Regions from separate parts of the Homo sapiens genome. Here region 1 is linked to region 2. The links are chromatin loops, found by intact Hi-C in ENCODE. Cell type or tissue: Calu3. All regions are shown on one strand. Links, peaks and the distances in the headings refer to the core of each region. The heading gives the core; the rest is flanking DNA. Region 1 overlaps EXOC6B (exocyst complex component 6B). Region 2 overlaps EXOC6B (exocyst complex component 6B).

What was found. Peaks named below come from ENCODE experiments on the same cell type or tissue, not always from the same donor. Only the 100,000 strongest peaks of a DNase experiment are listed, where the experiment ranks them.
Region 1: a loop joins it to region 2, with 23 times the contacts of the local background. A loop is called at or near these places in 1 of 110 quality-filtered maps.

Annotation. Positions count from the first base shown.
Region 1 is chr2:72,364,391-72,372,532 of GRCh38, reverse strand. All of the region lies in intron 19 of EXOC6B (exocyst complex component 6B), which reads left to right. Among named protein-coding and RNA genes, the nearest start is that of CYP26B1, 220 kb to the right of the region's middle. In Calu3, for the core only: a CTCF peak has its summit at 4,452; a DNase peak (open chromatin) is centred at 4,502.
Region 2 is chr2:72,267,712-72,275,853 of GRCh38, reverse strand. All of the region lies in intron 20 of EXOC6B (exocyst complex component 6B), which reads left to right. Among named protein-coding and RNA genes, the nearest start is that of CYP26B1, 120 kb to the right of the region's middle. In Calu3, for the core only: no CTCF peak of the experiment used is centred there; a DNase peak (open chromatin) is centred at 3,663.

The DNA.
Region 1 (8,142 bases), core at 2,623-6,622, 96 kb before region 2:
GAATTTACTATAGGTATGTGAATTCTTTTCTGGGTTCTCTATTCTGTTCCATTGGTCTGTGTGTCGGATTTAATGCCAGTACCATGCTGTTGTTATTACTATAGCTCTGTAGTATGATTTGAAGTTAGGTAATATGATTTCTCCAGTTCTGTTCTTTTTGCTCAGGATAGCTTTGGCCATTCTAGGTCTTTTGTGTTTCCATATAAATTTTCTGATTGTTTTTTCTATTTCTGTAAAAATGTCATTGGTACTTTGATGGGAATTGCATTGAACCTATAGATTGCTTTGGGTAATATGGGCATTTTAACAATATTGTGTCTTCCAATCCATGACCATGCAATGTCTTTGCATTTTTTTGTGTGTGTCTTCTTTAATTTCTTTCATCAGTATTTTATAGTTTGTAAGATCCTTTACTTCTTTGGCTAAGTAAATTCCTAGGTATTTACTTTTATTTGTGGCTATTATAAAGGGGATTACTTTTTGATTTCTTCTTCAGATTGTTCACTGTTGGCATATAGAAATGCCACTGATTTTTGTGTGCTGATTCTGTATTCTGCAACTTTACTGAATTTATCAATTCTTATCATTTTTTTGGTGGAGGCTTTAGGTTTTTCTAAATATAATATCATCTGCAAACAATGATAATTTGACCTCTTCCTTTTCGAGTTGGATGACCCTTTTTTCTTTTTCTTGTTTAATTGCTCTATAGGACTTTCAGTACTATGTTGAAAAACAATGCTGAAAGTAGGCATCCTAGTTGTGTTTCACTTCTTAGAGAAAAAGCTTTTGGTTTTTCTCCATTCAGTATGATACTAGCTATGGATCTGTCATACATGCCTTTTATTTTGTTGAGGTAATGTTAATACCCAGATTTTTTAGGATTTTTACCATGAAGGGATGTTGAATTTTATCAGATGCTTTTCAGCATCAGTTGGAATGATCATATGGTTCTTGTCCTCCATTCTCTTCATATGTTGTATCACATTGATTGACTTGTGTATGTTGAACCATCCTTGCATCCCGGGGATAAATCCCACTTGGTCATGATGAATGACATTTTTAATGTATTGTTGAATTCAGTTTGCTAGTATTTTGTTGAGAATTTTTATGTCAATATTCATCAGAGATGTTGGCATGTAGTTTTCTTTTTCGATGTGTCTTTGATTTTAGTATCAGGGTAATACTGATCTTGTAGAATGAGTTTGGAAGTATTCCTTCCTCAATTTTTCAGAACAGTTTGAGTAGGATTAGTATTAGTTCTTCTTTAGATGTTTGATAGAACTCGCAGTGAACTGGGTCCTGGGCTTCTCTTTACTGGGAGACTTTTTATTATGGTTTCAATCTTGTTACTTGTTATTGATTTGTGTTCTAGGGCCTGAAATGGGGACCTCATGACTCTGCCTGGTGCCCTATCCTACTGTGGCTGAACTGGTATCCAAGACACATGACAGAGTCCTCTTTATTCTGTTCTTCTTTTTTTTTTGGAGGAGGAGTTTTGTGTCCTCTAATTCATCTTTTATATATATATATTTTTATTATACTTTAAGTTCTAGGGTACATGTGCACAATGTGCAGGTTTGTTACATATATATACATGTGCCATGTTGGTGTGCTGCACCCATTAACTTGTCATTTACATTAGGCATATCCCTCCCCCCTCCCATCACCCCACAACAGGCCCCAGTGTGTGATGTTCCCCTTCTTGTGTCCAAGTGTTCTCACTGTTCAATTCCCACCTATGAGTGAGAACATGCGGTGTTTGGTTTTTTGTCCTTGTGATAATTTGCTGAGAATGATGGTTTCCAGCTTCATCCATGTCCCTACAAAGGACATGAACTCATCATATTTTATGGCTGAATAGTATTCCATGGTGTATATGTGCCAACTTTTCTTGATCCAGCCTATCATTGTCGGACATTTGGGTTGATTCCAAGTCTTTGCCATTGTGAGTAGTGCCGCAATAAACATACATGTGCATGTGTCTTTATAGCAGCATGATTTATATTCCTTTGGGTATATACCCAGCAATGGGATGGCTGGGTCAAATGGTATTTCTAGTTTTAGATCCCTGAGGAATCACCACACTGTCTTCCACAATGGTTGAACCGGTTTACAGTCCCACCAACAGTGTAAAAGTGTTCCTATTTCTCCACATCCTCTCCAGCACCTGTTGTTTCCTGACTTTTTAATGATCGCCATTCTAACTGGTGTGAGATGGTATCTCATTGTGGTTTTGATTTGTATTTCTCTGATGGCTAGTGATGATGAGCATTTTTTCATGTGTCTTTTGGCTGCATCAATGTCTTCTTTTGAGAAGTGTCTGTTCATATCCTTCGCCCACTTTTTGAAGGGGTTGTTTGTTTTTTTCTTGTAAATTTGTTTGAGTTCTTTGTGGATTCTGGATATTAGCCCTTTGTCAGATGAGTAGATTACAAAAATTGTTTCCCATTCTGTAGGTTGCCTGTTCACTCTGATGTTAGTTCCTTTTGCTGTGCAGAAGCTCTTTAGTTTAATGAGATCCCATTTGTCAGTTTTGGCTTTTGTTGCCATCGCTTTTGGTGTTTCAGACATGAAGTCCTTGCCCATGCCTATGTCCTGAATGGTATTGCCTAGGTTTTCTTCTAGGGTTTTTATGGTTTTAGGTCTAACATTTAAGTCTTTAATCTATTTGAATTAATTTTTGTATAAGGTGTAAGGAAGGGATCCAGTTTCAGCTTTCTACATACGGCTAGCCAGTTTTCCCAGCACCATTTGTTAAATAGGGAATCCTTTCCCCATTTCTTGCTTTTGTCAGGTTTGTCAAAGATCAGATAGTTGTAGATGTGTAGTATTATTTCTGAGGGCTCTGTTCTGTTCCATTGGTCTATATCTCTGTTTTGGTACCAGTACCATGCTGTTTTGGTTACTATAGCCTTGTAGTATGGTTTGAAGTCAGGTAGCATGATGCCTCCAACTTTGTTCTTTTGGCTTAGGAGTGACTTGGCAATGCGGGCTCTTTTTTGCTTCCATATGAACTTTGAAGTAGTTTTTTCCAATTCTGTGAAGCAAGTCATTGGTAGCTTGATGGGGATGGCATTGAATCTATAAATTACCTTGGGCAGTATGGCCATTTTCACGATATTGATTCTTCCTACCCATGAGCACGAAATGTTCTTCCATTTCTTTGTATCCTCTTTTATTTCGTTGAGCAGTGGTTTGTAGTTCTCCTTGAAGAGGTCCTTCACATCCCTTGTAAGTTGGATTCCTAGGTATTTTATTCTGTTTGAAGCAATTGTGAATGGGAGTTCACTCATGATTTGGCTCTCTGTCTGTTATTGGTATATAAGAATGCTTGTGATTTTTGCACATTGATTTTGTATCCTGAGACTTTGCTGAAGTTGCTTATCAGCTTGAGGAGATTTTGGGCTGAGACAGTGGGGTTTTCTAGATATACAATCATGTCATCTGCAAACAGAGACAATTTGACTACCTCTTTTCCTAATTGAATACCCTTTAATTCATTCTCCTGCCTAACTGCCCTGGCCAGAACTTCCAACACTGTGTTGAATAGGAGTGGTGAAAGTGGGCATCCCTGTCTTGTGCCAGTTTTCAAAGGGAATGCTTCCAGTTTTTGCCCATTCAGTATGATATTGGCTGTGGGTTTGTCATAGATAGCTCTTATTATTTTGAGATATGTCCCATCAATGCCTAATTTATTGAGAGTTTTTAGCATGAAGGGCTGTTGAATTTTTTCAAAGGCCTTTTCTGCATCTATTGAGATAATCATGTGGTTTTTGTCATTGGTTCTGTTTATATGCTGGATTATGTTTATTGATTTGCATTTGTTGGACCAGCCTTGCATCCCAGGGATGAAGCCCACTTGATTGTGGTAGATAAGCTTTTTGATGTGCTGCTGGATTTGGTTTGCCAGTATTTTATTGAGGATTTTTGCATCGATGTTCATCAGGGATATTGGTCTAAAATTCTCTTTTTTTGTTGTGTCTCTGCCAGGCTTTAGTATCAGGATGATGCTGGCCTCATAAAATGAGTTAGGGAGGATTCCCTCTTTTTCTATTGATTGGAATAGTTTCAGAAGGAATGGTACCAGCTCCTCCTTGTACCTCTGGTAGAATTTGGCTGTGAATCCCTCTGGTCCTGGACTTTTTTTGGCTGGTAAGCTATTAATTATTGCCTCAATTTCAGAGCCTGTTATTGGTCTATTCAGAGATTCAACTTCTTCCTGGTTTAGTCTTGGGAGTGTGTATGTGTCGAGGAATTTATCCATTTCTTCTAGATTTTCTAGTTTATCTGCGTAGAGGTGTTTATAGTATTCTCTGATGGTAGTTTGTATTTCTGTGGGATCAGTGGTGATATCCCCTGTATCATTATTCTGTTCTTCTTAAGCAGAAGGAAGGACTCATTTTCTAGCTATGAGCTGCACTGCCTGGGATTGGCAGAGAGGTGGTGCAAGCATTCCCTTAGCTGCCCTGGCTGGGTTACTGTCCAAGTCACATACCACCCTAATCCTCTGGCTCTGAGCCCAGCCCAACACTAAGAGTTGCCTAAGAGTTCCATTCCTTGTGTTCTAGACTGTCTTTCAAGTTTACTCAAGACCGCAGAGCATGTTGGCCTGTGGCAATGAGGCTTGCTGAGAGCTCAAGTTCTGACCTCTAGAATGGATGATTCTCCTTTGGCTAGGGCTGGTCCAAATGTTCCCTCCATGTGTGGGTTCTGAGTGAGCCCAGCCAGCACAATTTTTTCTCCACTATGACAGGGCAGCACTGAGTTCAATGTAAAGTCCCCCAGTTGCTGCACTCTCCCTCTCCCAAGTGCACAAACTCTCCAGGCCGTTCAACCACTGCCAGGGGATGGGGGAGGGGTGGCGTCAGCAATACAAGATTGTCTTTCTGCCCATCTTCAATGTCTCTTTTAGCGATATGATGTAAAAATCTAGGTAGCGTGATTGCTCACCTGATTTTTGGTTCTTGTGCCAGTGGTTTTCTGTCTGCAGATAGTTGTTAAAATTTGGTGTTCCTGCAGGGGTGGGGTTGGGGAGGGAGGAATCAGACAAATGATGTAATCATATATTCTACCATCTTATTCCACCTCCTGAATGTAATTTTCAGTATGATTGGGCTTAAATCTACCATCTTGCTATTCATTTTATATTTCCTTTTTCATACTTTGTTCATTTTTCTTCTTTCATTGCTTTTTTTTAGATTAATCAGTGTTTTTTTATGTGATCTATAGTTTATTAGCTCAGACTCTGTTGTATATTTTAGTTATTGTTCCTGGATTTACAATATACATCTTTAACACAGAATACCTTAAAATAATATTATGCCATTTTGCATTAATGTAAGAATCTTACAAAAGTATTGTTTTTCTTCTATGTTTTGTCCTTTGTTTGTGCTATTGTTGTTATACATATTACTTCTACATAGTCTATAAACCCCACAATACATTATTACTGCATCTTTGCTTTAAACACTCATTTATTTTATAAAATGTCTAGAAATGATTCATATATATTTCATAATTACCCATGTGTTTACTGTATTCTGCATTCTTCATGTCTTTGTGCAGATTCAGATTTCTATCTGATATCATTTTTATTCTACTGAGGAGCTTCCTTCAATGTACACTATAGCGCAATTCCACTTATATTAAATTCTCTAAACTTTTTTTTTTTCTGGTAAAATCTTCAGAAAGATGTTTTCACTGTATAATGAATTCTAGGTTAATAGGGTTTTTTTTTTCTTTCAACACTTTAAAGAGTTCCAACTATTTTCTTTTGATTGATATAGTTTCTGATGATAAGCTTTTTGTTATCTTTGTTCCTTTGTACAAATTATGTCTCATTTTCTCTACTTTTTTGAGATTTTCTTCACTAGTTCTCAGCAATTTCATTAGGCTGTGTCTTTTCTGTGGGATTCTTTATGTTAATTCTGCTTAGAATTCATTGAGTTTGGACATGCAAGTTTATACCTTTTATTAAATTTGAGAAGGCTTTGGCTATTATTTCTTTGAATATCTTTTCTATCTCTCCTTTGTGTCTGAAACTTCCTTTACATATATTTTAGACCACTTCACATTGTCCTGTGGTTACCGATACTCTGTTTATTTTCTTTTCAATCTTCTTTTCTTCTTTATGCACTTCATTTTGGATGCTTTCTATTGATGTCTTTGAGTTCTTTGAACTTTGCTTTTGCAGTATCTAATCTGCTGTTTATCTATTTCAATGTATTTGTCATTTGAGGTGTTTTTTTTTTTACTTTTATATGAACTCCATTTTGTTCTTTTTGATATCTTCCATTGCTTTCTTCATAATATTCCTGTTCCTCTACCTTGTTAACATATGGAACATTCTTATAATAGCTATGTAACAGTCCTGTTCTACCAGTTCCATCATGCGTATATTTTCCAGGTTATTGATATTGTTCACCTGATTATAGGTCATATTGTCCTGTTTCTTTGCATCCTGGTCATTGTTTACTGGATTCGTGAAATTTTACATTTCATATTGTTGGATGCTGTGTTGTATTCCTTTAAATAATATTATATTTTGTTTGCACATGGATTTTAGTTATTTGCAATTGGATTCATTCAAGACTTGCTCTTAAGTATCTAGTGGGTCCATAGCAGCTTTTTGTCTAGGTCTAATTTGTCACCAGTTCTAAAGCAGTACCCTTGGGAGAATTCTGCATGATGCTTTGGATAGCTTGGAGGTCTTTAAACTCTGGCTGGTGGAAACACAAAGTATGGTCATCCCTGTAAGACTTTCACAGATTCTTTTCCTTTTCATTTCTAATGGTTCTTTCTCCAGCCTTTGGTAATTGCCTCCCCTACAAACACAAATTAGTACTCCACCAAATACCGAAAGGACCTTTCTGTAGTTTTCCTGGATGCTCTCTTTTGTAGCATCCTCCTTTCTGATACTCAGTCCTGTAAATACTTGTTGCCTTGAACTCCTGGGCTCTAGTCTCTGACTTTTCAACTCAGTAAGACAACCATGTTCTGTTTCAGTTCTCTCCCTTTGCCTGCTTTATAGCACATCCTGGAAGCTGCCTCTAGGCTAGCTTGCCTCGCTTGCTCTCCTGCTCTCAGTATCATTATGTCTGTGGGATCATAATTCTGCATTACCTCTTGTCCAGTATCTAAAACCGTTCTTTCAGACTCCTTGTACAGTTTTCCAGGTTTCCAGGATTTTTTTTTCACACTGGAAAGATTAGTGCTGTGCCTATTAGTTTATCATAACCAGTAGCAGAATCAAGTGAATACTTTTCAAGATTTTTAGGGGTTTTTTTTAATGAAAGTAATATCTATTCATTGTGGAAAATGGTGGGGAAAAAAGAAAAGTACAGGAAGAAAATAAAAACTACTCTAATCTTACCATTCATAAATAAGCACACTCCCATGCCTTTCACCTAGACATGATAATATATAACAGCAACAGAACTGTTTCTATAAGTTGCCCGCCACATTCCTTGCCTCTAATTAGCCAAAGTTGTTTCACATTCCTCTGTCTTAACCAATTATTTAGTAGGAGATTGAAAACATAATGATTGGCTAAACCAGTCAAAATTGATTCTTGAGATGAGAATGAAGTCATCCTTCTCTGAATTTTGAGGAAAAAATAGAAGCTCATTCTCTTATAAAGAAAAGGAAGGAAAGGGCTTTGGTGTAGGCAATCAACCAATACCACTGGTTAAATAACAAAGTCTGGTGAACTTTTGCGAATGATCAACTACAAGATTGGATTTTTGACAGAGATAAGAGATAAACAGGGATGAAGGATGATAAAGCTGAAATACATGCACATTCTGGAGGAGTGATGATGGACTGGGAGAAACACTGAAGAGTAAGAATAATACCCATCTTATGGCCTGATTTTGAATGAGCAGCTTCTTCTTGAGAGAACCGTAGGAGAATCTACATCCTTAATGCAGAGCCAGCTTTCAGTTAAGACTAAAAGAGCATTTAATGAAAAGGTGGAAACACAACAGAGTTTGTTAACCATGTAAAAGGGGTTCCAGAGAGCCAATATCTTATCTGAAAAGCCATTTGGTATTTGTAATAACCTTTCAGACTTAGAATCAGATTGAAGCCAACATTTGAAGGGCTTGACAGTCCACGAATAACCATAATATCAGCAGTGAAATT
Region 2 (8,142 bases), core at 1,919-5,918:
AGCAGGTAAGGTCATTTGGAGTTGAAACAAGCATGTAGTCGGTGTGTTTGAAAATGAAATTATAATTAACCTGCTGATGGCTGTGAGGTGTTACCTTGAACTCTGTGTGGCCTCTTGGCACAGCGGCTGAACTTGCTTTATTGAATACCCAGAGACCTGAACAGGTGAAATCAGGATATGTCCAGGGCCAATTGTACTTGTAGAAAGATTATATCTTTTTTAGTGCTGATTGTAAGAGGGTTGAGGATTAATTGAGCAGCACTAATAAGAAAATAAAAATGAGTTTGACCATCCATGTCTATGTGAAGCATAACATTGGTTAAAACTGCTGAGGAAAATGACTTGACATGCTCACTTTGTGAATTGATTTCTGAAGTGATGAGAGGTTACCAGGCCTGATAGTGGCCTAGAAGATTATTGCAATTTGGAAATCATATAGCATCTACATGTTTAGGGAAACTTTGTAATTACCAGCTGTGAGCCATGAAGTGTTGCTTGAACTCCAAGTGGTCTGTTGACACATGGGTTAGACAACTTTATGGAACTATTCAAAATGAGGTAGGTAAAACCCTACAGCAGTAACTTAGCATTGTTAATGACAGGGAGGGGTGGTGAAGTCATTTATGGTGTAGAATGAATGTATCTCAGATAAACTTTAACTCTATCTTGTCCATTAAATGTTATTTTAAAGTAAATATGCAAATTACTAGCTCACATAATCGACGAAATTGAATAATGGTGCTACAGTTATCAAGTGGGTACTAGGTTAAGGGAATACTGTAAACGATTTATTTGACAGTCACTCATGACAGCTGGTCACTGCTTTAGACTGGCAAAAAAATCCATCTCATCCCTTTGTCACACTGAATAAAAAAGAACTCTGCATCATTCTGTTGCCTCTGTCTTCTTATCTATTCCCTCTAATTATGTAATATCATTCCACGGTAAAGTTACACTTTATAAAAGCAAAAAAATTTGGGTCCCTTTTGTTTTGGCTGAGAACATCTTTCGTTAGACTAAACAAACTGTTTAGCTTCACTCTGTGCTTTTGACAGGCTGGCTGGAATGAATGCTTCTGTTGGCTTAATAAACAAAGAATAATAATCCAAAATGGCTTTTATTACGGGGTGGATTTACACTATTCATGAGATTGGAATGATCTAATTGTTCACGTCTCTGCTTAGTTTAAGTATTTATGTGTATAAGTGACGCTGAAGTTTTCCTATTTCAAAAGAAGTTTCAGTTAGGACACACATATAAACCTGCTTTGTCTTCCCAAACTCCTCCCTTAATAGCAGCCTGTGTTAAATACTCTTGTCTTTCCTGTAGAATACTTAAATGAAAAAGAAACTTTACAAGGTACTCACTGGTAACCCAGGCTCCTTATCTCAAGTAAATGTCATTTCACTTGGTTGGTGATTAAGGTTCGACATTGCAAAATACTTTGTATTTGTCCAGTGTATTTTATCTCAATCAAATGCACAAGCTTAGAAATGGACTAGAATCTTTACACCAATTATAGGCATGATCATGTCAGCTTAGTATTTTAAAAAATTGACTTTACAGTCCCATTTCAGGATCCTGTTTAGATTTTGTTGGACTTCTGTGTTATATTTCTGTGTAACTTGGAGTATTTGTCTAAATGTGTAGGACCTCAGGTAATTTTATTTCTCTGATTTCAATGTCTGGTACATGTTCTCCAACTTACAGACACATTCAGATAGTTAGAAGCATCATAGTTTATTTGTTCTATTTCTATACTCTGGGATTAATTTGTTTCTCAGTACCTGCCTTCCTGTGAAGCCTTCCCTCATCATTTCATTCCAAACGCTGAACTCTTATTATATTGTCTATAGCATGTGTAATGGTGGCAGATATATTATAAAACTTACATAGATATCCACATTAACATCAGCATGTATCATAAACTTTATCATAGTTATTTTACATATTTTTCTCAGTGTTCCCACTGCTTTCGCATAGTAGACCCGTCCCCACCCCCATTACTGCTAAAGTGGCCTTTCTGAAAGACAAATTAAATTGATCATTCCTCTGCTTAAAACTCTTCAAGGTCTATCACCTCCAAGGAAGGTCCTAAGCCCTTGCATATAAGTACCTTCTCAGGCCAGCCCCTGCCTGCCTTTCCAGTTTAATTTTCTACCATTCTCTTGGTATATCCACATCAAATGTGTTGCTGTTCCCCAAGCATGACATAGCAAAGTTTCTTCCCTTTAGGCACTTATTTCTCTGGCAAACATTTACTCAACTTTTAAGATTCAGGTCAGATGCTTCCTCCCCTGTGAACCTTTCCCTGACTCTCCCAGGGAGGGACTGGCCCACCCTCTATACTTCTTGAACACCTTACACAAAGATTTGTTGCAGCATATCATACTATACTGTGTTTATTTGCCTGTATGTCTCCTCTACTAGGCTGTGAACTATTTAAGATAGAGATTGTTGTCTTACTCGTTTTTATATCCTTATCTCAGTTCCTGGCACACAACAACTGTTCAATTAATGTTTGCTAAATGAATGAATGAATGAACAAACAAATAAGTAAACATCTTTTTAAAAAATAGAATTAAAAGGAAGTCAAATAATTTCCAACGAGATAGATGCTTAGAAATTAAAGTATTTTACATTGATATATGTCCTGCTTTTTGAACTAATTGTTAAGGGGCCTTTGTGTATTTCAGCAGGGAGTTCAATACCTTGAAATGTATCTTGACCATGGATACCTTGATTTGAGAAAGTCCTCTAGTTTGAGTGGAAGTGATTATTGCCATTATAGTTTATCACACCTAGATTTCAAAGTAGGTCAGGTGAAAAGATGTAAGGGCAGTGTGACTGTAACTGGGAGAGCAGAGTCTAAAATCTCACCTTTTACTTTCTCCTTAATGCAGTGTCTCAGAAAATGAACACTTTTCCTTAGTGTTCTGCAATATTTTTGACCTAAACTTAATAGGAGGGAATTATTCAGTATTCCTCCCACCTGCTTTGTACTTTTAATCATTCTAATCTAATAGTAAGACCCAAGCAATGGCCAGTTCTACCATAAATTAGCACAAAAGAATGATGCCAATAACATCCTATTCACGGCTAGCCCATAGGGCTCCCCCGTCAGCCAACTCTCAGTCTCAAAATCCAGAAGCACAACTCTTAAAATTTAATCTTGTGTTCTTTTCCTGTTACTAAGGCTTAGTTGTTCTACTCTCCAGGGCTCTCTAAGCAGGTAACAGAAGCAATTTAGGAATAAACAGTGAGAAATGCTGTTTTATAGGAGACGAAAACACGGCACACCAAGGTTAAGTAGTTTGTAGATGATGTTGAATAGGTTCAGGTACAGGTCAATGCAGTGATGAGGAAAGCACCTAGGTATACTTGACAGATAGTCCCCTTTGCTTAACACCCAACTCCTCCACCCTGTGCAGTTTAACTTGTGCCAGTGATCACAGGATTTGCTGAATGAATTACCATAATTGGATTTAATTCAGGAAGGGGATGTTTTCTGTACACACCAAACAGGCTGCATACTGGATTATTTTCCCTAGATGACAGGGATGAAGAAACCCAACAGGAAATACATCTTTGCAAATTAGAAAAGTTGATGAGCTAAGTCCTGCAAACATTGGGCACTTATCCAAGATGAACTCCTAGTGACCCCCTGGCACCTTGGCTCACCTCACTGCACTTCACAGCCAGAAGCATACTAGGTGGATTCACTTTTTTACCTCCCTGATAAAGCAATAGGAACTTGCCACACCCAGACTCACATCCATTCTCCTTTCCTACTTCCACTGACCTCAAGTCTGATAAAAACCCAGAGTGATAATGCTATTGAGGTACAGACCATAAACTATATCAGCATGTACGTAAGTGGAGGGAGGGGAAAAGGGGAGGAAAAAGCAAAAACGGCCAAATGGAGAGTTCAGCTTTACCTCTATGTGACCTTGGCAGCATGTGGAGTGGAAGGGAAATTGCCAGGAACTTTCAGCATTTTTTTTTTCCTTGAGCATTGTTTTGACTTGGCTTTGCTACAGAGCAGCTTTCGGGGACCAAGGCAAAATATAGGTCATTGTGAACTGCAGGTGCAGTTTTGATCTTGAAATATGTATAATGTGTTGTGGTATATGTGCAAACCCAGAAGTATTTGTCAAGATGAAAACGTGAGTTTTTCTCTAGAGGTAAACAGGCTACTTTACATTATATAAGGACCAACATAACAAGGGTTTTTTTTTTCCCTAAAATCAAAAGGACACAGTAGATTCTGTCTCCTTCTCTTTCTTTTTCTCCCTCTCCTTCCCCTTCTTCTTCCTCCCTACCTTCCTTCCTCCTTCAGTCCCTCTCTCTGTATCCCTCTCTCCTTCTCTCACTGCCTCCTTCCCCAACTCTCTCCTTCAGTAGATCATCCTTCTCTATTGTGAAACACCTCATTTGACAGACTTTGACTCTCAAGGCCTCCTCCTCAAGAGATACTGCTTAATGTAGGCGACTCACACAAGGATGCAGGATAGGCAAGATATTCAAAAGGCTAGGATTTTAACTATTACTCTCAAGTAGTCAGAATATTCACTGTGATCTTTACCTACTTAATTTAAACTCGAGAGAATGCAGACCAGCATACAAAAAGAACAAATCCCAACAAATGAAAGGGGAAGAGTTTTAAAACCCCTTACTCTTGGTCCCAATCAAGTCACTTAATCCCTCATACCACCTGTTCCCTCAGTTTCTCAACATAATAGGAAACATGTCAAAGTACCTGGCTGCTAAAACAATAGGCACTGTCTCTGGACTGAGAGAAAGATCTGGAGGGAGCATTACTCAAGCAATTATGTACTTGAGAACTGCTAGCAAACATTGCTTGAATTGCTCATCTCTTCCTTCCAAACTATTCTGTACACACAAAGAAGATTCAAAGAGCAGAGATTTAAATTTCAGCAAGAAACATTTAGATTACTTTAGAAATTTTCTGCCACCTATTTCCCTAGGGAAGGAACCATTTAGGTGAGGCTTAATACAAAGGAAATTCAATTTTATTCATTTTCTGATCATCATAATTTTTGAAGATTAATAAATTATTATTTAATTATTAAATTTAATGCATTATTAATTTCAATAAATTATTAAATTATTAAATATTAAAGGAGAAATCTGTATCTGCTACTGATACATTTTGGATAAAGTTATGGTAGTTACCAAAAAATGCTTATGAGAAGCAAGCAGCTAAGAAAAGCAATTTTATTATGTCTTCAACAGATACTTATGATGTGTTCTGGATAGCATGGGTAGGAAAGTGGGCAAGGGTGTTGGGTAGGTAGATGGACTTCACTGAAGGTTTCTTCAAAGTTAGTGGTTAAATATGTCTGAAGAGTTCAAATTTTTTAGTCTTTTATTTCAAATGCTTATTGATATTTGGAGGAATGTGACATCTAGCATTGTCCCTATTATAGAGAGAAGTGAGACTTGGAGTGGACAGATATTTTAGGAAAACTTTTCAGCCTTTGTTTGGGACGCTTGCCTTCTGACACCTGCTCAGGATCCCCTGAGACCACTCCTACTCCTTCCAGGCTTCTTAGAATGAAAACCAGCCACCACTACCTTCCAGTACTCCAAATTTTGACCACCCAGGGGTTTTAGCAGCTGCCAACAGGAAATCTCATTGCTGTGACCTCTGGAACCTATGCTTTTGGAGGGAGCAGTCGTCCAGAGTTGCCACCAGCTATGCCTCTGCATTTCTGTGAGCCTAAAATACCCAGGCCTAGGGACTGCTAACCCAGACCAGTGATGATGGGAAGATATGAGGGGTTGGGGCACATCTGGGAGGCTTTCTGTCCCTGTTTACCACCTCACATCCTGAACCTCTTCACCTCTTCACATCCCCTATTATTATTATGGGAATGTGCCATATTCTTCATATATGATGAATTAAGAAAAGATTAGTTAACTTCAAAAAACTCTTGAAAAATGCTTCCTCAACCCTTTTATTTTTTTCTGTCATTCTTTGAAGATTTCCTGTGTGCTAGACAAATCTATGTAGTGTTATCTCAGGTAATTCTCCAAAGACCATGTGATATAAAAATTATCATTTCCATTTTATAGATGAAGACACTAATGCTCAAAGAGGTTAAGCAGCTTAGTCAAAGTGACACTAAGTGGCTGAACCAGGAGTTGAACCCAGATCTTCTGATGTCAAAGGTTGCCTTTTTTTTAAGAGAGGGTCTCCCTCTGTTCCCCAGGCTGGTCTTGAACTGCTGGGTTTGAGCAATCTGCCCACCTCAGCCTCCCAAAGTGCTGGAATGATAGGTGTGAGCCACTGTGCCTGGGTAGAAATCTTAATTGTTATCTTGTTTTACCTGCTGTCTCCAGTGACCTTGCCTGGAACCAGTATAGCTGAATGGCTGGCTCATACCTAAAATAGCAAGCATTCATTCAGATAGCCATGAACTCTCTGCCTTTTCAGAGGAAATGTTAAACAGTGCTAAGTTTTTACTTCTGTTCAGAATTCTTTACACCCAATATATGTGTTTCTCCATACCTTAAATACAGTCAAGTGACTGGCCCCTTTAAGAACTATTTTTTTTTTGGCAGAAATTTAAATATAATAACAAATACTGTATTCCCACTGTCCAGACTTGAAAATTAACATTTTTATTTGTTTCATCTTTATTTTTATTTAGAAATCTGTAGAGTTAGTAAGAATAAATATAAAAGAAACATAGTTAAAGGAGAAGAAATAAAAGAAGGAACACATTGTAATATATATAACATCGTGTTTGATCCCCAGGCCTAGGCAAGCCCATTTCCTCTGTGAATTTGGTATTTATCTTTCTGGGATTTTTTAAATGCTTTTAAGCCATATATGAGTATGTTAGTCCATTCTTGGATTGCTATAAAGAAATACCTGAGGCTGGATAATTTATAAAGAAAAGAGGTTTAATTGGTTCATTGTTCTGTAGGCTGTACACAAAGCACAGGGCTGGCATCTGCTTCTGATGAGGGCCTCAGGAAGCATACAACCATGGTGGAAGGTGAAGGGGAGCCAGCATGTCACATGGCAAGAATGGGAGCAAGAAGCAGAGGTGGGGAGGTGCCACACTCCTTTAAATAACCAGATTTCACATGAACTCTGAGTGAGAACTCACTCATTATCCTCAAGGACAGCCCCAAGTCATTCATGAGGGATCCGCCCCCATGACCCAAACACCTCCTACCAGTCCCTACCTCCTACATTGGATATCACATTTCAATATGAGATTCCGAGGGGATACACATCCAAACGATATCAATTAGTATTTACAAGCAACAGGTAGTGTTGCTTTGTATATTTTCCAACTTACGTACATGTGTCATACTATGCATCATTCTGCAACATTTTTTTCATTATTATTTTCAATATTTCTCCATGACAATAATGACATTTCATTTTCTCCTTTTATATGTTGAGCTGGGCACAGTGGCTCACACCTGTAACCCAAACACTTTGGGAGGCAGAGGTGGGTGGATCACCTTGAGGCCAGGAGTTTGAGACCACCCTGCCCAATATAACAAAACCCTGTCTCTACTAAAAATACAAAAATTAGCTGGGTGTGGTGGTGCAGGCCTGTAGTCCCAGCTACTCGGGAGGCTGAGGCATAAGAATTGCTTGAACCCAGGAGGCAGAGCTTGCAGTGAGCCAAGATCATGCCACTGCACGCTAGCCTGGGCAACAGAGTGAGACTCTGTCTCAAAAAAACAAAACAAAACAAAAAAACCCAAAACCTTTTATGTGTTGTATAGTCTTCCATTATATTAATATGTCACACTTTATTATCTTTTCTTCTATTAATAAACATTCAAGATGTTCCCATTTTTATTGCTGTCGCAAATAGTACTTCATGGAACATACTTATGTTTGTTTCCTTGTGCATATATATGAGTGTTTCTTGGGGAGTTTTACCTAGAAGTATACCTAGAAGTAGAATGACTGATTTCATTGAGTCATTTTGTCTTGATGCATATGAGATTTTTATTTGTTGAGATGACCCAAGTGAAATTTCTTAGAAATGTCTTCTGCCAGATACCCTAAATTATCTCTTTCAAGTTCAAAGTTCCACAGATCTCTAGGGCATTGGCAAAATGCTGCTAGACTCTTTAAAAGAGAAT